Linked DNA regions of Homo sapiens: region 2 is linked to region 1. A link is an interaction called in ENCODE POLR2A ChIA-PET data of the cell type or tissue named here. Cell type or tissue: A673. All regions are shown on one strand. Each heading gives the region's core, and the rest is flanking DNA. Links, peaks and the distances in the headings are about the cores only.

What was found. ChIA-PET counts read pairs that join two places held together with the same protein. Peaks named below come from ENCODE experiments on the same cell type or tissue, not always from the same donor. Only the 100,000 strongest peaks of a DNase experiment are listed, where the experiment ranks them.
Region 2: POLR2A ChIA-PET joins it to region 1 with 6 read pairs; 2 of 35 experiments call an interaction of 5 or more read pairs at or near these places.

What each region holds. Positions count from the first base shown.
Region 1 is chr11:47,195,961-47,208,434 of GRCh38, forward strand. No RefSeq gene overlaps it. Among named protein-coding and RNA genes, the nearest start is that of DDB2, 13 kb to the right of the region's middle. In A673, for the core only: no CTCF peak of the experiment used is centred there; a DNase peak (open chromatin) is centred at 5,261.
Region 2 is chr11:46,589,328-46,600,629 of GRCh38, forward strand. AMBRA1 (autophagy and beclin 1 regulator 1) reads right to left here and starts at 4,696. Exons shown (of 18, transcript NM_001387011.1): 1 at 4,501-4,696. RefSeq lists enhancers at 4,448-4,948, 4,451-4,880. In A673, for the core only: no CTCF peak of the experiment used is centred there; no DNase peak of the experiment used is centred there.

The DNA of each region.
Region 1 (12,474 bases), core at 3,697-7,696:
GGGTGGCAGCCATGGAGGTATGAGATATGCATGGGGCCGGGCAAGGTGGCTCATGCCTGTAATCTCAGCACTTTGGGAGGCCAAGGAGGGCGGATCACCTGAGGTCAGGAGTTTGACACCAGCCTGACCAACATGGTGAAACCCCGTCTCTACTAAAAATAAAAAAATTAGCCTGTAATCCCAACACTTTGGGAGGCCGAGGTGGCTGGATCACCTGAGGTCGGGTGTAATCCCAGCTACTCAGGAGGCTGAGGCAGGAGAATCACTTGAACCGGGGAGGCGGAGGTTGCAGTGAGCTGAGATTGCACCGTTGCACACCAGCCTGGGCGACAAAGCAAGACTCTGTCTCAAAAAACAAACAAACAAACAAAAAAAATCATCACTCATGTCAGAACACAGGCAAAAATATGAACATGGTCCAAAACACAAAAATGACCAAATATCTCCCTATTTTAGCCAATGTGATTCACTGCAGCTGCTTTGCCAATCACAACTTTAGTTTTGCTTCTTTCCTCCCACCTTATAGATAACATTAATTAAGGTACAGGATGCGGGAGGACAAAAAAACTTCCTTTTACCCTCTTAGGTTCTGTAGCTGAGTGTAAGAATTAAACTGGCTGGGCCAGGCACGGTGGCTCATGCTTGTAATCCCAGCACTTTGGGAGGCTGAGGCGGGTGGATCACCTGAGGTCAGGAGTTCGAGACCAGCCTGGCCAACATCGTGAAAACAAAAATTAGCCAGGCGTGGTGGGGCGTGCCTGTAATTCCAGCTACTCAGGAGGTGGAGACAGGAGTATTGCTCGAACCCAGGAGGCGGAGGTTGCAGTGAGCCGAGATTGCACTACTGCACTCCAGCCTGGGTGACAGAGTGAGACTCCGTCTCAAAAAAAAAAAAAAGAATTAAACTGGCCATGTGTGGTGGCTCATACCTGTAATCCCAGCACTTTGGGAGGCTGAGGCGGGAGGCTTGAGCCTAGGAGTTCAAGACTAGCTGGGCAACATAGTGAGACCTTATCTCCACAAAAATAATTTAAAAATTAGCCGATGGTGGCACAAGCCTGTGGTCCCAGATATTTGGGAGGCTGAGGTGGGAGGATCATTTGAGCCTGGAAGGCTGAGGCAGCAGTGAGCTGACTGTGCCATGGCATTCCAGCCTGGGAGACTGAGACCCTGTCTTAAAAAAAAAAAAAAAAGAAAGAAAGAAAAGAGGAAAAAAAAAAACCTGATGTAAGACAAATATACAGAAGAAAGGCATACAATTTTTTTTTTTTTTTAGATGGAGTCTTGCTCTGTCGCCCAGGCTGGAGTGCAGTGGCGTCATATCGGCTCACTGCAACCTCTGCCTCCCAGGTTTGAGCGATTCTCGTGCCTCAGCCTCCTGAGTAGCTGGGACTACAGGAGAGCGTCACCACGCCGGGCTAATTTTTTGTATTTTTAGTAGAAACCGGGTTTCACTGTGTTGGCCAGGATGGTCTTGATCTCCTGATCTCGTGATCTGCCCGCCTCAGCCTCCCAAAGTGCTGGGATTACAAGTGTGAGCCACCATGGCCAACCAGGCATACAAATTTTATTTAATATTTTTGCGTGTACATGGGAGACTTCAGAAAGAAAATGAAGACCCAAAGAAGCTGTTAGGCTCAAAAGCTTATATACCCTTACCTTTTTACACAAAGAACAATCAATTGTGGGCCAGGCACCGTGTCTCACATCTGTAATCCCAGCACTTTGGGAGGCGAGGGGGCAGATCACCTGAGGTCAGGAGTTCAAGACCAGCCTGGCCAACATGGTGAAACCTGGTGTCTACAAAAATACAAAAATTAGCCGGGCATGATGGCATGTGCCTGTAATCCCAGCTACTTGGGAGGCTGAGGCAGGAGACTCGCTTGAACCCGGGAGGCAGAGGTTGCAGTGAGCCAAGATTGTGCCACTGCACTCCAGACTGGGTGACAGAGGGAGACTGTCTCAAAAAAAAAAAAAAAAGAAAAAAGAACAGTCAATTGTTCACAACTGGGCACAGTGGGGATGTGACAAGACAAAGAGGCTTGAACTAGGGGCAGTAAATTGTGAGACAGTGACTAGGAAATAGATGGAGGAAAGTAATGGAAGATAAGGCTTATTTTAGTAGGTTTGTTTGTACAGATCCATTTGGGCATGGGTTCTCAGTCTCTTCCTGGTTTAGGTAAGGAAACTTTCCTATGGGAAATTTTATGACCTCTTTTAGGTAGAAAGGGAGAGGTCAGAGATCCTTTCCTGTATCTGCTGTTTCTCTTGTGCCTTCAGCCCAATATATAATCAGTATGCTAAAGTGGCATATTTTGGGGTGGCATGCTCTGAACCACTTCAATAACCAATCTTAAGGGGCAGGCACCATGGCTCATGCCTGTAATCCCAGCACCTTGGGAGGCCGGGGCGGGCGGATCACCTGGGGTCAGGAGTTCGAGACCAGCCTGGCCAACATGGAGAAACCCTGTCTCTACTAAAAATACAAAAATTTAGCTGGGTATGGTGGCGCATGCCTGTAATCCCAGCTACTCAGGAGGCTGAGGCAGGAGAATTGCTTAAACCCGGGAGGCGGATGTTGCAGTGAGCCGAGATCGTGCCACTGCACTCCAGCCTGGGCAACAAGGGCAAAATTCTGTCCCAACAACAACAACAACAACAAAAAATTATAGCATTACCCCCACTTCCTGACAGCCTCCAATTTAAAGCAAAGCCCTGTTTCTTCGACTCTTCTCCAAATCACCCAACGCAAGTCAAATCCTATAATAAGTCCTTTCTAACACCCTCTTAGACAGATGTCCCGTCATTCCCCCAGTACACATTCTCCACTGCAAACAGCAATAAACCCAAATTTCAGCTACAGGTGTGTTCCTGGTGGTGGCTGGCTGGGAACAGTGACGTTTATTGGTAGGATAGGAGGCAGTTTGAAGAGATCCTCATATTGAAGATCTTTCAAGAGTCAGAGGGGCTGGCTGGGCACAGTAGCGTGTGCCTGGAGCCCCAGCTACTCAGGAGGATGAGGCAGGAAAGTCACTTGAGCCCAGGAGTTTGAGGCCAGCCTAGGCAACATAGTGAGGCCTCTCTTGCCTCTATTTCCTTTAAAAAATGTAAGAGGAGGCCAGGTACAGTGGCTCACGCCTGTAATCCCAGCACTTTGGGAGACTGAGGCAGGCAAATCACCTGAAGTCAGGAGTTCAAGACCAGAATGGCCAACATGGAAAAACCCTGTCTCTACTAAAAATACAAAAATTAGCCAGGCATGGTGGCGCACACCTGTAGTCCCAGCTACTCGGGAGGCTGAGGCAGGAGAATTGCTTAAACCTGGAAGGTGGAGGTTGCAGTGAACCGAGGTCATACCACTGCACTCCACCCTGGGTGACAGGGCCAGACTCTGTCTCAAAAAAGGAAAAAAAAGGCTGGGCGCAGTGGTTCATGCCTGTAATCCCAGCACTTCTTTGGGAGGCTGAGGCAGGTGGATCACGAGGTCAGGAGATGGAGACCATCCTGGCTAACACTGTGAAACCCCGTCTCTACTAAAAATACAAAAAAATTAGCTGGGCGTGGTGGCACGTGCCTGTAGTCCCAGCTACTTTGGGAGGCTGAGGCAGGAGAATTGCTTGAACCCAGGAGTTGGTGGTTGCAGTGAGCCCAGATCGCACCACTGCACTCCAGCCTGGGCGACAGAGTGAGAGTCTGTCTAAAAAAAAAAAGGTAAGAGGGGCCAGATAAAGGGGGTGATTGGATGGCAGGCAGAAGAATCATTAATTATACTGACATTTATTTAAAATCTACTCTCCTCCTCACTGTTTCAAAGGGAACGCTCAGCCAGGCGTGGTGGCTCATGCCTGTAATCCCAGCCCTTTGAGAGGCTGAGGCAGGAGGATCACTGGAGCCAGGAATTCAAGATTACAGTGAGCTATGATCATGCCACTGCACTCCAGCCTGGGTGACAGAGCCAGACTCCTGTCTTTTTATTTTATTTTTTCCTGCGAGACAAGGTCTCATTCTGTCACCCAGACTGGGATGCAGTGGTGCGATCTCGGCTCACTGCAACCTCCACCTTCCAGGCTCAAGTAATTGTCCCCTGTCAGCCTCCTGAGTAACTGGGACTACAGGCTTGCATATGCCCAGCTAAGTTGTTGTTGTTGTTGTTATTGTTGTAGAGACAGAGTCTCACCAAGTTGCCCAGGCGGGTCTCAAACGCCTGGGCTCAAGCAATCTGCCCACCTTGGCCTCCCAAAGTGCTAGGATTACAGGTGTAAGCCACTGTGCCCGGCCTAGACGCCTGTCTTAAAAAAAACAAAAACAAAAAAGAAATGCTGAAATGGAAAATACTCTTTGCTCCCAATGGACTGTCTCTTCTAAGAGTGGGAGACAAGTAAACCTACAACTACAATGGAACGCGATAAGCTTGCTGAGAGAAGAGGCATGGAGGGAGGGGGGGCACAGAAAAGGGGCACTTTAAGTCAGCTTAGGATGGGGTAAAGAATGAACAGTGTTGGCTGGGCACGGTGGCTCATGCCTGTAATTCCAGCACTTTGGGAGGCCGAGGCAGGCAGATCACCTGAGGTCTGGAGTTCAAGACCAGCCTGACCAGCATGGAGAAACCCTGTCTCTACTAAAAATACAAAATTAGCTGGGTGTGGTGGCACATGCCTGTAATCCCATCTACTCTGGAGGCTGAGGCAGGAGAATGGCTTGAACCCGGGAGGTGGAGGTTGCTGTGAGCCGAGATTGCGCCATTGCACTCCAGCCTGGGCAACAAGAGCGAAACTCCGTCTCAAAAAAATAAATAAATAAAAAGAATGAACAGTGTTGGCCGGGCGTGGTGACTCACACCTGTAATCCCAGCACTTTGCAATCCCAGCACTTTGGGAGGGTAAGGCAGGAGGATCACTTGAGGCCAGGAGTTCAAGACCAGCCTGGGCAACATAGCAAGACCATGACTCTAGAACAAAACAAAAAAACAAAACAAAAAAATACTGGGGCATGGTGGCTTGCACCTGTAGTTTCAGCTACTGGGGAGGCTGATGTGGAGGGACCACTTGAGTTCAAGGCTGTAGTGAGCTGCAATTATGCCACTGCACTCCAGCCTGGGCAACAGAGAGAGACCCTGCCTCAAAAAAAAAAAGAAAAGAAAAGAAAAGAAAAGAAAGAAAGAAAAAGGAAAAGATAGTGTCAAGGAAGTCTTCCCAAAGAAGGTGACACTTAAGCTGAATCTTGAGATTGATCGAGGGGGAGGGGGAGGGTGCTCCAGGCAGAGGCAGCAGGAAATGCATGGGCAGGGAGGCCGCCTCTAGCTATAATGGATTTATGAGCAAGGCAAATGTCCTGCTTAATGCCACATTTTCCCAGAATGCATTTTTAGGATTTGAGAGGTTTTCCATGGTGGATAGAAAGAACCATGTGCGGGCCAGGCACGGTGGCTCATGCCTGTAATCCTGGCACTTTGGGAGGCCAAGATGGGTGGATCACTGGACGTCAGGAGTTTGAGACCAGCCTGGCCAACATGATGACGCCCCATCTCTACTAAAAATACAAAACTTAGGTGTGGTGAACCTGTAGTCCCAGCTACTTGGGAGGCTGAGGCAGGAGAATCACTTGAACCTGGGAGGCAGTGGTTACAGTGAGCCAAGATCGCACCACTGGACTCCAGCCTGGGCAACAGAGGGAGACCATCTCAAAAAAAAAAACAACAAAAGAACCATGTTCGAGCAGTGGAGACCTGCCTTGCACACTCCAGTAAAGCGCTTTGTTTCAGGCTGTGCTTTGAGGCATCTTAACTAACCCCAGGTTTTACTTCGGCTCCCTTTGCTACATAGCAAAACCACTTCCTAGGGGCTTAAAGTCATTCATTCCCATCTGATGAGCCCCCAGATGCAGGGTGGACAAAAAACTTTAATACTTTTTTTTTGAGACAAGGTCTCACTTTGTTGCCCAGGCTGCAGGCTGGAGTGCAGTGGCATGATCATAGCTCACTGAAGCCTCAACCTGTTGGGCTCTGGTGATCCTCCCACCTCAGCCTCCCAGTAGCTGGGACCACAGGCGTGTGCCACCACACCCAGTTGATTTTTGTAGTTGTTGTAGAGACAGAGTTTTGCTATGTTGCCCAGGCTGGTCTCCAACTCCTGAGCTCAAGCGATCCTCCCGCCTTGGCTTCCCAAAGTGCTGGAATTACAGGTGTGAGCCACCATGCCTGACCTAACACCTACTTTTTGATGCTGCTAATCTGACAGTGAGGAGGATGGAGTGGCCCTGCTCTGCTTTCTTGCCATGGAGAGGCCGTGTCATGAAGCCCTGTTTACAGACGTTTTGCTCCTGTCTGTAACACTACTTTGACATAAGGCATCACAAGGCAACTCACTGAAAAGCTGCTGGGGATAGCAAACCAAGGTCTCAGGTTCACACTGGAAGCTGGACAGACCATGAGCATGACCCTGAATAATGCCAGTTTCTTTGATCTGCAAAACAATATTTGGCTTTATTGGGGTGTTTTCTAGAACAGATAATGTAGCACAGTGGAAAGAGCATTGGACTTGGGCTATGGGATTTTGGGTTCATCCTTTCAGTTTTCTAGGCTTTAGCTTCCTCATCCTAAAATGAAAGGGGAAGGATTAGACGGTCCCTCGGATCCCTTCCAGTTTTGGGACCTGTGGATTTCGTGACTTGCTGTAAAAGCAGCAGAAGCTTTCAACTCTAGGCTCCCTCTGGGAAATTTCCATCTAGTGGGATGCGTTTTCCTGGTGAAGGCTAATACACGACTCTGATTCTGTTCAAGTGGTCTGTGGATCCAAATGTTTTGCTGAGTCTGCAAAATCATCAATAATCCACATGGATGTGTGTGAGCTTTCCACACAGTCACTGCATCCAGTGGTTTGCAAATAACAGCCTCAAGGATTCTGCAGAACTTGCAGCAAACTGAAGATTAAATTCCTCCTCAAGGCTTGGAAACAGACTGAATACAGGCATCCAGAGTCCTTGCTGCTTGGCATCTCCAACACATATTTAAATGCCCTAACAGGAGCAAATCCATAACAGTGCTGAATGAAGGCAGGAGTCCCACACTCTGGGAGCAGCAATCAGTGTCAAAAATACAATTTTGGGCCTGGACGCGGTGGCTGATGGCTGTAATCACAGCACTTTGAGAGGCTGAGGTGGGCAGATCACTTGAGGTGAGGAGTTTGAGACCAGCCTGACCAACATGGTGAAACCCCGTCTCCATTAAAAATACAAAAATTAGGCTGGGCACAGTGGCTCATGCCTGGAATCCCAGCACTTTGGGAGGCCAAAGCGGGCGGATCACCCGAGATCAGGAGTTCAAGACCAGCCTGGCCAAAACGGTGAAACCCCGTCCCTATTAAAAATACAAAAATTAGCCAGGCATGGTGGTGAGCGCCTGCAATCCCAGCTACTCGCAAGACTGAGGCAGGAGAATCACTTGAACCCGGGAAGCAGAAGTTGCAGTGAGCCGAGACTGTGCCACTGCACTCCAGCCTGGGCGACAGAGTGAGACTCTGTCTCAAAAAACAAAACAAAATAAAACAAAAAAAAAGAACCAAACAAAAAACAAACAAACAAAAAAACAACAACACAAAAATTAGCTGGGCATGGGGGCATGTGCCTGTAGTCCCAGCTACACAGTTGGCTGGGGCAGAATTGCTTGAACCCAGGAGGCAAAGGTTGCAGTGGGCCGAGATTGAGTCCCTGCACTCCAGCCTGGGCGACACAGTAATACCGTCTCAAACAAAACAAAAACAACAACTATACATACATATATATATAAATTTGGATAGTGATGGAAGTGTCAAATAGCTTCATAAATACCAAAAAAACAAAACAAAACACACACACACACACTCAAGCCTCAAGCGGGCATGGTGTCACATGCTGTAATCCCAGCACTTTGGGAGGCCGAGACGAGTGGATCCCTTGAGGTCAGGAGTTCGAGACCAGCCTGGCCAATATGGTGAAACCCTGTCTCTACTAAAAATACAACAATTAATCGGGCGTGGTGGTGTGCCAGTAATCCCAGCTACTCAGGAGGCTGAGGCAGGAGAATTGCTTGAACCCAGGAGGCGGAGGTTGCAGTGAGCCGAGATCGCGCCACTGCACTCCAGCCTGGGTGACAGAGTGAGGCGCTGTCTCAAAAAAAAAAAAAAAAAAAATTAGCCCAGCGTGGTGGTCTGCGCCTGTAGTTCCAACTGCTTGGGAGGCTAAGGTGGGAGGATCGATGCCCAGGAAGTTGAGGCTCCAATGAGCTGAGATCGAACTACTACACTCCAGCCTGGGTGACAGAAACCCTGTCCAAAAAAAAAAAGAAAAACCAAACCCAAGCCTCACCTCTGTCTTTATATATGGGGGATGAGACACCATCCACACACTAAATCAATATCATGTCATAAAATACCATATGTACAGAATGCCAGGTAACTTCTCTAGGCAGCCAGATTTGCACAGCAATCGCCAGAGTGCTGAAATAATATATGTGAAATGTGTAAACTGTAAAGTGTTCTGCAAACAGACATTGTGATATAATCTCCTGGTGATATGTTAGTTACTGATAAGGTCTCATGATGATGGTGAAGAAGCCCTTTGCTGTTCTCAGAAGTCCTCACTGGTTAGAAAACCGTCATAGAAAGAACTGGAACTCCAGAATCAGAAACCAGGGTTTTGAGTTCTGGTAGATCCTTCCTCTCACTGTTCTCATGCCAAAGCCCTCTTCCAAGGATGGCAAAAATCCCAAGTGGCAGAAATAAAAATGATTCTGTCTGTGTTACAGCCAAGCTAGTTCCCTATGGGTGGATGAGTCACATGTGAGCAGAGCTGGGAGAACTACATTTACATTCCTTTACATTTCCCTCTTTCCACCCTCCTTTCCACTGCCCTGTGTTGGCTCCTGTCGCTATGACAAAAAACTTGCTCAAGAAACCCCAGCTTAGTTTCTCTATGGGGAGGAAGGTGGCAAGCTACCTGGGTAGCTGTGGTTCTTGTTGGTGAAGCCCATGGCCCAGTGGGGCGGTGTCTTTGTACAAATCCACACACGTCCTCCCCTGTGCTCCAAATTGTGAGTGCACATCCCCAAAGACTTTTTTTTTTTTTTGAGACAGAGTTTTGCCCTTGTTGCCCAGGCTGGAATGCAGTGGCACGATCTCGGCTCAACCACAACCTCCGCCTCCCAGGTTCAAGCAATTCTCCTGCCTCAGCCTCCTGAGTAGCTGGGATTACAAGTATGCACCACCACGTCCAGGTAATTTTGTATTTTTAGTAGAGAGGGGGTTTCACCATGTTGGCCAGGCTGGTCTCGGGCTCCCGACCTCAAGTGATCCACCCGCCTCGGCCTCCCAAAGTGCTGGGATTACAGGCGTGGGCCACTGCGCCCGGCCTCCCCTTCATACTTGACTATCCCTGTGTCATAAGGACTCAGAATCTGAGGGTTTTGTCATAATTATACACAGTCTAGAAGACCAAGCCACACTTGGGTTGGCAGCATTTAAGCTGCTGGGTCATCCTGCAAGGAGGCATATTTGTGAAACTGGATGAAGAAAAAGTAGGAAAAGCTACCTACTTTTTAAGCTCAGGAAGCATTTTATAAGATTTCCAAGGCTAACAGCTGCAGCCTCCTCTAGCTCCTCTAGCTGGGTTGACTGTAGTCCCTAAAAAGATACGTCCATATCCTAATCCCCAGAACCTGTGGATGTTATTCTATGTGGAAAAATGATCTTTTTGGATATAATTAAAGGTTTGTTTTTGGCAGGTGCAGTGGCTCATGCCTGTAATCTCAGCACTTTGGAAGGCCAAGGTGGGGGGATCACCTGAGGTCAGGAGTTCCAGGCCAGTCTGCCCAACATGATGAAACCCTGTTGCTACTAAAAATACAAAAATTAGCCGGGTGTGGTGGTGGGCGCCTGTAACCCAGCTACTCGGGAGGCTGAGGCAGGAAAATTCCTGGAACCCGGGAGTTGGAGGTTGCAGTAAACCGAGATTGCGCCACTGCACTCCAGCCTGGGCTGGACAGAGCGAGACTCCATCTCAAAAAAAAAAAAAAAAAAAAAAAGGTTTGTTTGAGACAGGATCTCAATCTGTCACCCAGGCTGGAGTGCAGTGGCGTGAACATGGCTCACTGCAACCTTGAACTTCTGAGCTCAATGGATCCTCCTACCTCAGCCTCCTGAGTAGCTAAAACTACGGCCACATGCCATCACACCCAGCTAATTTTTATATTTTTGTAGAGACAGTATGTCACTGTGTTGCCCAGGCCAGTCTCCAATTCCTGGGCTCAAGAGATCTACCCATCTCAGCTTCCCAAAGTGCTGGGATCACAGGCTTGAGGCACTGCACCTAACCTAATTCGGAATTTTTAAGTGAGGTGATCATCCAGGATTATCCAGGTAGGACTTAAATCCAATGGCAAGTGTCCTAATAAGAGTAAGGCACATTGGCCAGGTGTGGTGGCTCACACTTGTAATCCCAGCACTTTGGGAGGCTGAGGCAGGCGGATCACTTGACCCCAGGAGTTCGAGACCAGCCTGGTTAACATGCTGAAACCCTGTCTCTACTAAAAATACAAAAATTAGCTGGTTATGGTGGTGCACACCTATAATCCCAGCCACTCAGGAGGCTGAGGCACAAGAATTGCTTGAACCCAGGGAGCAGAGGTTGCAGTGAGCCAAGATCGTACCACTGCACTCCAACCTGGGCGACAGAGCAAGACTTTGTCTCAAAAAAAAAAAAAAAAAAAAAAAGTGAAGCACATACCAAAAAGAGTAAGGCAAGCCAGCGTGGTGGCCCATGCCTATTTTGCCAGTTACTTGGGAGGCTGAGGTGGGAGGATCTCTTGAGCCCAGGAGTTCGAGACCAGCCTGGGCAACACAGTGAGACCCCATCTCTAAAAACAAACAAAAGAGCGAAGGAGAAGGAGGTCAGATACAGAGAAATAGATGCACAGAGGAGAAGATCCTGGGAAAATGGAGGCAGAGATTGGAATGACAGGCTGTAAACCAAGGGATGCTAAAGATTGCTGGCAGCCACAAAAGCTAGGAGAAAGGCAAGGAAAGATTCGAGGCTTGGTGCAGTGGCTCATGCCTGTAATCCCAGCACTTTAGGAGGCTGAGGCTGGAGGATCACTTGAGGCCAGGAAGTTCAAGACCATCCTGGTTAACATCTCTACAAAAACTAAAAAAAAAAAAATTAGCCAGGCATGGCAGTGCATACCTGTACTCTCAGCTACTGGGGACGCTGAAGAAGGAGGATCCCTTGAATTTGAGGCTTCAGTCAGCTGTGATCATGCCACTGCACTCCAGCCTAGATGACAGAACAAGACTCCATCTCAAAAAAAAAAAAAAAAAAAATTTTACCCCGGAGCCTGGGGAGTGTGGCCCTGCCAACACTTTAATTTTGGATTTCTGGCCTCCAGAACTGTGAGAGAATATATTTCTGTCATTTGAAGCCACTCATTTACAGTAACTGGTTACAGCCACCCTGGGAAACGAATACACCTGGTCTCTGCTGTGGTGCTCAGTGTTACCAACCGGTCCTCACTTTCCCAGTTCTTAGCTGTGTCCCTCTGCAAATCTTAGCACCTCTCTGATTTTCAGTCTCCTCCTTTGTAAAACGGGAAGAGTAAGTCCTACTCTGCCAGGTTGTTGTGAGGCCATGGTGACAGAGTGCTGAGCGGAATGCCAGGTGTACCACAGACGCAACTTACGCATGAGTTCCCATCCTCCCCCTTCTCCACCCTGGTCCAACCTCACCTTGGGCACAGAGCTCCCATTGCAAGGCTGAGGAGCAGGGTTCCTATACCTTTTCCTGGGACTCGGGTTCATTGGTGATGTCCAGAATAGTGCATGACCCTGCCTTCTTGACAAATCCTCCCAGACATCTCATCAGCATCTCAAATCCAATGTGTCCAAAGGTGAACTCTTGATCTTTCCTTCTTTTTCTGTCTCTTTCACAGTTTACCTCATCTCAATAAATGGTATTTCCAGGTAGCTAAACATCTGGACGTCATTTTTGCTTTCTTTTTTCTTTTCTTTTTTTTTTTTTGAGACAGAGTCTCACTCTGTTGCCTGGGCTGGAGTGCAGTGGCATGATCTTTGCTCATTGCAACCTCCATCTCCTGGGTTTAAGCGATTCTCCTGCCTCAGCCTCCAAGTAGCTGGGATTACAGGCATGCGCCACCACACCCAGCTAATTTTTTTTTTTTGAGATGGAGTCTTGCTCTGTTGCCCAGGCTGGAGTGCAATGGCGCAATCTTGGCTCACTGCAAACTCCGCGTCCTGGGTTCAAGCAATTCTCCTGCCTCAGCCTCCTGAGTAGCTGGGATTACAGGCGCATGCCACCATGCCAAACTAAATTTTGTAATTTTAGTAGAGACGGGATTTCATCATGTTGGTCAGGCTGGCCTTGAACTCCTGACCTCATGATCTTCCCGCCTCAGCCTCCAAAAGTGCTGGGATTACAGGCATGAGCCACTGT
Region 2 (11,302 bases), core at 7,303-11,302, 600 kb before region 1:
ACAGGACAGGCTGTACCACAGCATTTCTATACAAACAGAAATTAAGACACTGAAAGCTCTCTCTGAGTTTATGAGGAACAATTGGAGAATGAAACAAGAATGACTGTGATTAAAGGAACCTAAGTTTTTTTGGGGTAAACCAAACCACTGGGCAAAAAAATGCGGATTCCACTCCAAAATAACTCTACCAAGGCTGAGGCATATCTTAGAAAAAGACACCTCTCTGTGCTAACAACAAAACATTTTCTCTTATTCCTTTAAGAGTGAGATAAATTGGAAGTGTGAGAGAAATTGCCAACTTTTTTTTTTTGAGACAGAGTCTCCCTCTGTCGCCCAGGCTGGAGTGCAGTGGTGCTAACTCGGCTAACTGCAAGCTCCGCCTACCGGGTTCACGCCATTCTCCTGCCTCAGTCTCCCAAGTAACTGGGACTACAGGCGCCCACCACCATTCCCCGCTAATTTTTTTTGTATTTTTTAGTAGAGAAGGGGTTTCACCGTGTTAGCCAGGATGGTCTCAATCTCCTGACCTCATGATCCACCCACCTTCGCCTCCCAAAGTGCTGGGATTACAGGTGTGAGCCACCGCGCCCGGTCTAAAAATTGTCAACTTAAACAGACAACATTCACCAATATGCTTGAGGACCAAAATGTTTGGATTTGATATTAATAAGCACCATAAAGCTACATGATCAAAACAAAAGTTTTATAAGTTTCCTAACACATATTGAAAATATTGTGAAAATTATACAGTATAAAAATGTATGGCCGAGCGAGGTGGCTCATGCCTGTAATCCCAGCACTTTGGGAGGCCGAGGTGGGCAGATCACAAGGTCAGGAGATAGAGACCATCCTGGCCAACACGGTGAAACCCCATTTCTACTAAAATACAAAAAATTAGCTGGGTGCGGTGGTGCGCACCTGTAGTCCACTTGAACCCAGGAGGCAGAGGCTGCAGTGAGCCAAGATTGCGCCACTGCCTGCAGCCTGGTGACAGAGCAAGACTCCATCTCAAAAAAAAAATTAATTTAAAAAAATGTAAGCCAGGTGCATGCACCTGTAGTTCCAGCTATTGGGGAGGGCTACTTGAGCCCAGGAGTTTTGAGTCCAGCCTGAGCAACATAGGGAGACCTCATCTCTTCAGGAAAAAAAAAAAATTAAATTACTACTTTATTAATAAAAATAATCAATTGTTTTCTAACGATATACAAAACTAATCTTTTTCAAGTGATATACATAACTCTGTTCCAGCTTAAGTTCTAGAAGTTCAAATCTTTAATCATCTCCAAGAACTTTCTTACTAAAAGACAGAATTCAGTCACATTCTGAACCCGTCCAGTTTTTAAAGGAAATGTCAACAGAGAACCCAATCTAACATTGACAGAACACCACAAGATTTAACCAAGTAAGTTAAAAGCTGAGTGAAAATACAAAAAATTAGCCGGGCATGGTGGCACACGCCTGTAATCCCAGCTACGCAAGGAGGGCTGAGGCAGGAGAATTGCTTCAATCCGGGAAGTGGAGGTTGCAGTGAACTGAGATCGTGCCACTGCACTCAAGCCTGGGCGGCAGAGTGAGACTCCATCTCAAAAAAAAAAAAAAAGAAAAACAAAAAGAAAAAAAGCTGAATGAACTTCTATCACAAAGCATGAGATAAGTTGATTAAGTTGATAAGCTCTATCCCTGTAACCTCCCATCAACACCACCAAATTTCTTGGCCTCAATTCAACTTAAGCCTCTGCCAATTATTTCCTGCAGAAACATAATAAAATATTCCTAAGATTGCTTCATGACACTCACAGCAATTTCCATTTGTTATTTAGCATTCATTAGGAGCCAATGAGATAGTCCTTATAACTCTAAATTCTACGCAGAACTTATCAATTCCCAGTGGACAATGTTGCTTTCTTCTCTACATTCTTTCCTCTGATATACATTCTCTTCTACCATAAAAACTTTTTCAAAAATGCACATTCTTAGCTTAACTTCCCAATCTAGATTCTCCATAAAGATAGTCTGGTGGCTCTTCATTAATCCCCTTCTGGGAGCACTGAGGTCGTGTAACTAGGAAATTGCTTATGATTAAGGGCCCTTCATTTAAATCTTGCTGACCTCACACAAAAAATTAAAGGAACAGTAATCTTTCCAAAACTCACATGAGAATACTAAAATAGTGGGAGAATGTGGCCTTGTACAGTTTCCACTCAAGGACTAGGAACTGAATCTCTGCACCCTTAAAACCACTCTCTTAGCCGGGCGCGGTGGCTCATACCTGTAATCCCAGCACTTTGGGAGGCCAAGGCAGGTGGATCACGAGGTCAGGGGTTTAAGACCAGCCTGGCCGAGATGGTAAAACACCATCTCTACTAAAAATACAATAAATTAGCTGGGCGTGGTGGCGACGCCTGTAATCCCAGCTACTCAGGAGGCTGAGGCAGAGAATTGCTTGAACCTGGGAGGCGGAGAAGTTTGCAGTGAGCCGAGATCGCACCACTGCACTCCAGCCTGGGGGACAAAGCAAGACTCCGTCTCAAAAAACACACACACAAAAAAACGCTCTCTTACTGATTCTACATACTTTGGAAACTTATCCAACCCAGAATGACCTCAAGACTGATTTTTTTTTTTTTTTTTTTTTGAGACGGAGTTTCGCTCTTGTTGCCTAGGCTGGAGTGCAACGGCGTGATCTCGGCTCACCGCAACCTCCGCCTCCCGAGTTCAAGTGATTCTCCTGCCTCAGCCTCCCAAGTAGCTGGGATTACAGGCATGCGCCACCACGCCCGGCTAATTTTGAATTTTTAGGTTTCTCCACGTTAGTCAGGCTGGTCTCGAATTTCCGACCTCAGGTGATCCACCTGCCTTGGCCTCCCAAAGTGCTGGGATTACAGGAGTGAGCCACTGCGCCCGACAGGCTGAATTTTTTTTTTTCCAAGAATGAAGTGACACAAATTAGGATCATGGTACTGAATCCGATGAAAATAACAGACTTAGTCCCCAGACTTTCCAAGCTGGGAAGGAAAAGGGAACCACAAAGGAGTTCCCAAAGCGTTAACCTTTCATTTAAATATCTCAATATTTGAATGATTTCTACACACAGCCTTTTTTAGCTTTTGTATGTGCAGTGACCAAACTACTAATCAAATACAACAAAACTGGGCGGGCGCGGTGGATGCCTGTAATTCCAGCACTTTGAGAGGCCGACGTGGACGAATCACTTGAGGCCAGGAGTTCAAGACCAGCCTGGCCAACATGATGAAACCCCGTCTTTACTACAAATACAAAAATTAGCCGAGTGTGGTGGCGCGCGCCGGTACTTCCAGCTACTCGGGAGTCTGAGGCAGGGGAATCGCTTGAACCCGGGAGGCAGAGGTTGCAGTGAGCCAAGATCGCGCCACTGCACTCCAGTTTGGGCGACAGAGCTAGCCTGTCTTAAAAAAAAAAAAGAAAAAAGAGAGACAGACTCCTTGGGTTTCCATTGGATACTCCCCAGAAAGCAGACCCTCACAGGACAAGCGTTTGCCTTCAAAGTCTTGACCATCCTCTACTAGACTCTAACCTCTAACCACAAACACCATAGTTATAAGATTTCCAAAGAGGCTGGGGAGAAGGAGGATAAATCAACCAGGAAACAATGTAGACAACAAGGTTATCAGGAAACAAAGTAGACAACAAGGTTATCAGGAAACAAAGTAGACAACAAGGTTATCAAGAAACAAAAAGAAACTGTCATTGCTACACTAGTTAAAATGATACAGACTTTGAAAAGCAAAACAGCCAAGAAACCACATGGTTCCTTTACTTCTGAAGCCTCTTGTGACAGGATCTATATTCCTAACAGTCTATATTCCTAGGAAAATTGGGATCACAGACGATCAAACAATAACTCACTGTTTTCATAACTTGACTGGTAAGTGGGGGGAAGGGAATTGGTAAACGACAAAAAGTGACTTACAGTGAATTTAATGATCTGTTGGGGATATGTGGGGAAGTCACGTCCCAGACATCAGCCTCAGTTTACCCACCCAGAAAAAGGCGAGAACATAACACTTCGCTCAGAAGAGCCAGAGGGCCTTGTTCCATAAGCCTCCACCTACTCAAAGGTCCCTTCAAAGGCTGGACTCAGTAGGGGTCCCCAGTGCAATTGAGGCATGACACCCGGAGACTTCGGGGTGGGGGGAAAAGGAGAAAGGAAGGAGGGTCAAAGTGCGCAAAGCTCTATCGGTTCCTGGAAAGCCATTTTCGCCACACACTGGGGGTGCCCTAGACCCAACATCTCCTCCCTAAAGAACCACACCGGGAAGCCCCAGCAACTCTCCCTCCTTTCGGCTTCTCCCTCGGTTCCGGGCTGCCCCTCCGGCCGCGCCCCTCAACGCAGTCCGGTAGCCCCTCCTCTGGCAGTGTCACGGCGGCCGGCCAGCCTGCCCACCCGCCGGCGCCAAGGTCTTCTCAACCCCGCGGCGGAAGGATGCCGGGCTGGGCCTCCCAGGCTCCTCCTGGGCCTACCTGCAAGGCAGACGGGAGCTCGGTTTGCAGTCCAGCGAACGGGCTGAGCCACAGGGAAAAAGAAAGAGGAGACAGGAATAAAGGAAGGGGTCCGTTCTACCGACCGGCAGGAGAAGGCGGCTTGAGCGCGGGGCCTCGCGGACAACTCAGCCCTCGACCCGGCGCCGCCGCCGCTCAGGAGACATCAAGCAAGAAGACGGCGCAAAAGATCACCGAATACAAGAACGCCCCAGACATCAAAGGAGGAACGCCCAAGCAATCGTTCAAGGAACCACAGCCGAGCGCCGAAAAACAGCTCAACTCCTACTCAAGGTCCGGCTCCTGTCTGAGGCGTAAATAAACAAACCCAGATCATAAGCCACGGGTTAAAAAAGAGCCTGCACTTCTGCCATTTTCTGTGGGTCGCCGGCTGTTAAAGTTCTTTAGAGAACTGGAGTTTCTCGTGAATGTGTTGAAGATCAAATCATAGCGCAATAACACTTGTTGTGTAACTATAGTCCCCCAACTGTTCTATGGACTCCCAACACTCTTTATCCCAATTGAGCAAATTAGTTAACCTCATTTGACCCTTAGTTTCCTAACAGAGCAGTGAGGGGAATTAAAAATCATAGAGACAGAAAACGAGAGAGAATTCAAGCTGAGGAACAAAATGAACAGTCTACGTAAAAGCTCCAGTTTAGTCCCCACAAAGCATGACCAAGAGAAGCTGGGAAAACCCAGAATTATGTAGCCTGACCTTAAGGCAGGGGGAAAAAAAGCACACGGATTGCTTTTCTCTTTTATTTTCTTCCAAAGGCCTAGAGCCACAGGTGTGCTTCTTACATAATAAGCAAAAGTCTCTTTGGGTTCAGAACCTGATAAAGTGTTGACATTTTCATCACCACAACAATGGCTTTTTTCTGTAGTCTCTTAGTTGATAAATGAATATGCTCAGCACAAATATGGATTAATATGTACATCCTAGATGTGATTCAATAAATCACAAAGATCACTGCAAGTATGGTTACCAATTGTGAGCAATCATAGTCTACCTTACCTGCTCCTAGGGAGGTTTACACCCTTCCCCACTACTCAGAGAGGAAGGGTGTAAAAAGGAAACAAGATAGTCCCAGTTTGTCGGGCGCAGCGGCTCACGTCCATAATTCCAGCACTTTAGGAGACGAGGCTGGTGGATTGCTTTGAGCCCTGGAGTTCAAGACCAGCCTGGGCAACATGGTGAGACTCCAGTCTCTATAAAAAAAAAATAAATAAATACAAAAAGTTAGCCGGGCCTGGTGGCTCCCGCCTGTAGGCCCAGCTACTCGGGAAGCTAAGATGAAAGGATATCCTGAGCCCGGGAGGTGGAGGCTGCGATGAGCCATGATCACACCATTGCACTCCAGCCTGATCTATGGAGCAAGACCCTATCTTAAATTTTTTTTTTTTTAAATGCCGGGCGCAGTGGCTCACGCCTGTAAGCCCAGGACTTTGGGAGGCCGAGGCAGGTGGATCACGAGGTCAGGAGTTTGAGACCAGCCTGGTCAAGATGGTGAAACCCCGTCTCTACTAAAAATACAAAAATTAGCCGGTCGTGGTGGCGGGTGCCTGTTATCCCAGCTTTTCGGGAGGCTGAGGCAGGAGAATCGCTTGAACCCAGGAGGCGGAGGTTGCAGTGAGCAGAGATCGTGCCACTGCACTCCAGCCTGGGCGACACAGCAAGACTCCGTCTAAAAAAAAAAAAAAAAAAAAAAAAAAAAAAAAAAAAAAAAAAAAAAAAGTCCCAGCCTTTGAAGACTTTAATTAAACTCAAAGAGCACATCCTTACAGTATTAGCCTTTTTTAAATAATGTATTGGCACTTTACAAAAATCTCCTCTAAGTCTTTGAAAATACTGCCCAGGCCGGGCGCGGTGGCTCACGCCTGTAATCCCAGCACTTTGGGAGGCCGAGGCGGGCGGTTCATGAGGTCAGGAGATTGAGACCATCCTGGCTAATGCGGTGAACCCCGTCTCTACTAAAAATACAAAAAATTAGCCAAGCGTGGTGGCAGGAGCCTGTAGTCCCAGCTACTCGGGACTACAAAAAAAAAAAAAAAGAAAGAAAGAAAACTCTCCTTCTTGGAGAGGCTTGTGGAGCATAGCTATAGCCCTCATTCAAATTTTACTCAGATAACTACATTGTTTTTGTTTCTTTGTTTTTTGAGACGGACTCTCGCTCTGTCGCCCAGGCTGGAGTGCAGTGGAGCGATCTTGGCTCACTGCAACCTCTGGCTCCTGTGTTCACGCCATTCTCCCGCCTCAGCCTCCCGAGTAGCTGGGACTACATGCGCCCGCCACCACGCCCGGCTTTTTTTTTTTTTGAGGATTCTCGCTCTGTCACCCAGGCTGGAGTGCAGTGGCATGATCTCGACTCACTGCAAGCTCCGCCTCCCGGGTTCACGCCATTCTCCCGCCTCAGCCTCCCGAGTAGCTGGGACTACAGGCGTCCGCCACCACGCCCAGTTAATTTTTTGTATTTTTAGTAGGGATGGGGTTTCACCGTGGTCTCGATCTTCTGACCTTGTGATCCGCCCGCCTCGGCCTCCCAAAGTGCTGGGATTACAGGGGTGAGCCACTGCGCCCGGCCACGCCCGGCTAATTTTTTTGTATTTTTAGTAGAGACGGGGTTTCACCGTGTTAGCCAGGATGGTCTCGATCTCCTGACCTCGTGATCCACCCACCTCGGCTTCCCGAAGTCCTGGGATTACAGGCTTGAGCCACTGCGCCCGGCCAACTACATTGTTTTGAAACCTTGATTGCAGTAAAAAAAACTAATTTCACTGCTCTAGACATTTTCCTTTTTTCAAAAGCTGGAGACTTTTGAGTAAAACACCTGAAAGTTCGGCAAAGATTTATCTAAAATCATCATCTGAAAATGAAAATATTTGCAACGCTGAGTCTAGACTGCTTTGTGAGACCATGGAAAGGGTGGCTTATTCTATGGGCAGAGTTGCACCTTTACAGATAAATTTCCTTTAGAGAACTGTTCTTTTCAAATATGTATGTATATATATGGATTTAAGCTTCAGTTTGACAGCAAACTACTGCATGTTCTTATGGAAATGTTTATTTAGACTGAAGAGTGGATCACAAGAGATCAGGAGTTGAAACCATCAACCTTGCGGGAATCTCCTCACACTAGAGGAAAAACTGTAAAAAAGAAACAAGGCCAGCAGAAGTGAAGATCATCCTGGGCTGTACCCCTGATGTTCCTCATATTGATGTTAAGACTCAAGAACTCATTATGGTGTTTACTGTTGATCACTGAATTCTGGTAGGACTCTCCTCATGGAGCCACTCCCCTGAGGTAGGATGGTGCTTCCCTGAAGTAGGATAACCAGTCTTAGTTTTGCCCAGGACTGAGGAGTTTCCCTGAACATGGGACTTTGAGTGTTAAAACTGTGACAGCCATGGGAAATCTGGGACAGTTCACTCTTAAGCATGGACCTTGCCCCTGTCAATCACATGGAAAAAACTTTGGAAAGACTAAACCAACAAGAGGTCAGGTGTGGCAGCTCACACCTGTACTCTCAGCACTTTGGAAGTCCAGGGCGGGAGGATAGGTTAAGTCCAGGAGTTTGAGACCAGCCTGGGCAACATAGTGAGAACCTGTCTCTAAAAAACAAAAAAATTTTTTTAATTAGCAGGGAGTGGTGGCATACACTGGCAATCCCAGATGTTCAGGAGGCTGGGGCAGGAGGCTCACCTGAGCCCAGGAGGTCGAGTCTGCAGTGTGTCATGATCACACCACTGTACTCCAGTCTGGGCAACAGAGACAGTGAAACCCTGCCTCAAAAAAAAAAAAAAAAAAAAAAGAGGATGAGGATGGGACACACTTGCCTAGGAGACTTGCCTGGAATGAAGGGTGAAGGAGGGAGGGGAGAGAACAGGGAATTGGAGACTGTTCCTTATCTTGGCTCTGGGTTCTGAGAAACATGCCTCTACCACACACTCGGTGGTAGAAATCAGGTTTGACCCTAGCGTGAGATAATTCTGTAATGGTACCGTGAGTCATCTTACTAGGAAGTGCAGGAAGACCAGTCAGGCCTTGAACAGCTGAAATGGTAAGCCAGTTGTCAATTCTGCCATTGCAATTCTGTTCTGTTCTTTTCTAGCCGGTTCTTTTTGTGCTGTGGGGTAATGTATACACTTGATGATGGAATGGTAAAGGTAGTAGTATAGTGACGTAGGAGCAGCCCAGGGAAGGAGAGAGAGCCCAGAACAGCAGGGAACTGCTAGCCGTAGAATGATAGAAGGCTCTCCCTTCTTTGGAATTATTTCTATAAGATAAATCTCCAGTGATGAAATTTATCAATAGATCAAAATGTATGAATATTTTAAGGCTCTAGAATGACAAAGAAATCAGCCCATCTGTAAAAGACAGCATAAAGATTAGAGAAAGTTAACATGTCAACAGAATAATAGATCCTTAATGTTTTGCTGGGCAAACAGGGAGGCCCCTTTTTGAAATTTGCTAATTTATGATTTCAAAGTCTAATCTCCTTTCTCCTGTTCAGTATCCAGAGATCTAATTTCTTCTACTTTACAATCACAAGAGGCCTTCAGTTGTAGTCATTTTTTTTTCTCTTTTTTTTTTTTTGGAGTTTTGCTCTTGTTGCTGGAGTTGCAATGACAGGATCTCAGCTCACTGCAATCTCTGCCTCCCAGGTTTAAGTGATTCTCCTGCCTCAGCCTCCCTAGTAACTGGGATGACAGGCGCCCGCCACCATGCCCAGCTAATTTTTGTACTTTTAGTAGAGACGGGGTTTCACCATGTTGGCCAGGATGGTCTCGATCTCTTGACCTTGTGATCTGCCTACCTCGGCCTCCCAAAGTGCTGGGATTACAGGCGTGAGCCACTGTGCCCAGCCTGTAGTCATGTTAAAAAAAAAGTTTAGGCTGGGCACGGTACTTTATGCCTGTAATCCCTATAATCTCAGAGCGCTTCGAGAGGCCAAGGCAGGAGGATTGCTTGAGGCCAGGAATTCAAGACCAGCCTGAGCAACATAGTCAGACCCTGTCTGTACCAAAAAAAAATTAGCCAGGCATGGTAGTGTACACTTCTAGTCCTAGCTACTTGGGAGGCTGAGGTGGGAGGATCACTTGAGCCCAAGAGTTCAAGGCTGTAATAAGCTACAATCACACCACTGCACTCCAGCCTGGGTGACAGAGTGAGACCCTGTCTCTACAAAAGTTAATTTAAAAAAATTCAGGGCCGGGTGCAGTGGCTCACGCCTGTAATCCCAGCACTTTAAGAGGCCGAGGCGGACGGATCACAAGGTCAGGAGATCGAGACCATCCTGGCCAACATGGTGAAACCCTGTCTCTACTAAAAATACAAAAATAAGCTGGGCACAGTGGCACGTGCCTGTAATCCTAGCTACCCGGGAAGCTGAGGCAGGAGAATAGCTTGAACCAGGGAGGCGGAGGTTGCAGTGAGCCGAGATCGTGCCACTGCACTCCAGCCTGGGTGACAGAGTGAGACTCCATCTCAAAAAAAAAAAAAAAAAAAAAAAAAAAAATTCAGGGCCGGGCACAGGGGCATGCAATCCCAGCACTTTTAGGAGGCCAAGGCAGGCAGATCAATTGAATCCAGGATTTCGAGACCAGGTTGGGCAACTTAGCAAAACCCCATTGCTACAAAAAAAAAAAAAAAGAATTAACTGGGTATGGTGGTGTGTGCCTGTAGTCCCAGCTACTCGGAAGACTGACGTCAGAGGATCACTTGAGCCTGGAAGGTGGAGGCTGCAGTAAGCCGAGATCACTCCACTGTACTGCTCTAGCCTTGGCAACAGAGCAAGACCCTGTCTCAAAAAAAAAAAAAAAAAGGTTTTTTTTAGAACAAGGATTTCTGTGTGATTAAAAAAAAAGTCTATTAATTTTATGTGTTGGGAAACTAGCATGTCCCCAGCCTTCAGCTAGTATTTTTCCTTCCTTTCCACATAATCAACAAAGTCTTAATCCTGAATCTGTGATTTCTCATACCCACAACAATTTTGGAAAATCTTGGCAGGATCTAGAGAGCAAAATGGGCCCTGAGGACATGTGTATGCACAAAAACCCTTTCATTTCTTATTTTCTTGTCCTCCTTCTAACTTCCCCTCCACTGCCAGGGAAAGTAACTACGAAGCTCAGTCTTTGGGCTATTTTCCGTTTGTTTCAGATACAGATAAAATCTTATTATATCTATGATCTGTCTAGCCTCTTTCACCGTTACCCACTTCTTCTATGTCTTCACTACATGACTCCACTAAAATTGTGTCTTGTTTTTTATCCCTAAGTTAGATTAACTTGGTCTAGATCCTTCACAGTCCTAGGATCAGGAAAACAGCTTCATCCCTATTCAGTTAACTTAAACCAAGAATATGTTTATGGTCCCTCTTTTGTATAATCTGGAATTGGTAAATTGGTGATCACCCAATATTGTTTTCCCTTGATATATCCTGAGACCTTACTGCCTTGAAACATCTAAGGGTAAATCTGGAAAACTACTATGCTGGCCAGATGGAGTTATCTATGGGAAAATGAGGCTTACGTAAGACAGACAAAATCCTTGACTCTTTCCCAAAACCATGCCAGAAAAAAGCTATAAATCCACACTAAGGACCACAAAGGGAGCAGCTTTCTCAGACGCTTATAAAAAGCCCCTGTGAGGACACCCTTGGCAATTTGGAAGTACAGACCCTGATCCTTCCCCTCCATCATTTTGGGGAAATAACTAACCAATGACAAAAGAAAAAAAAAAATCCTGGCCTGCAAAACCACAGGTTGAAAGGAGGTTAAAGG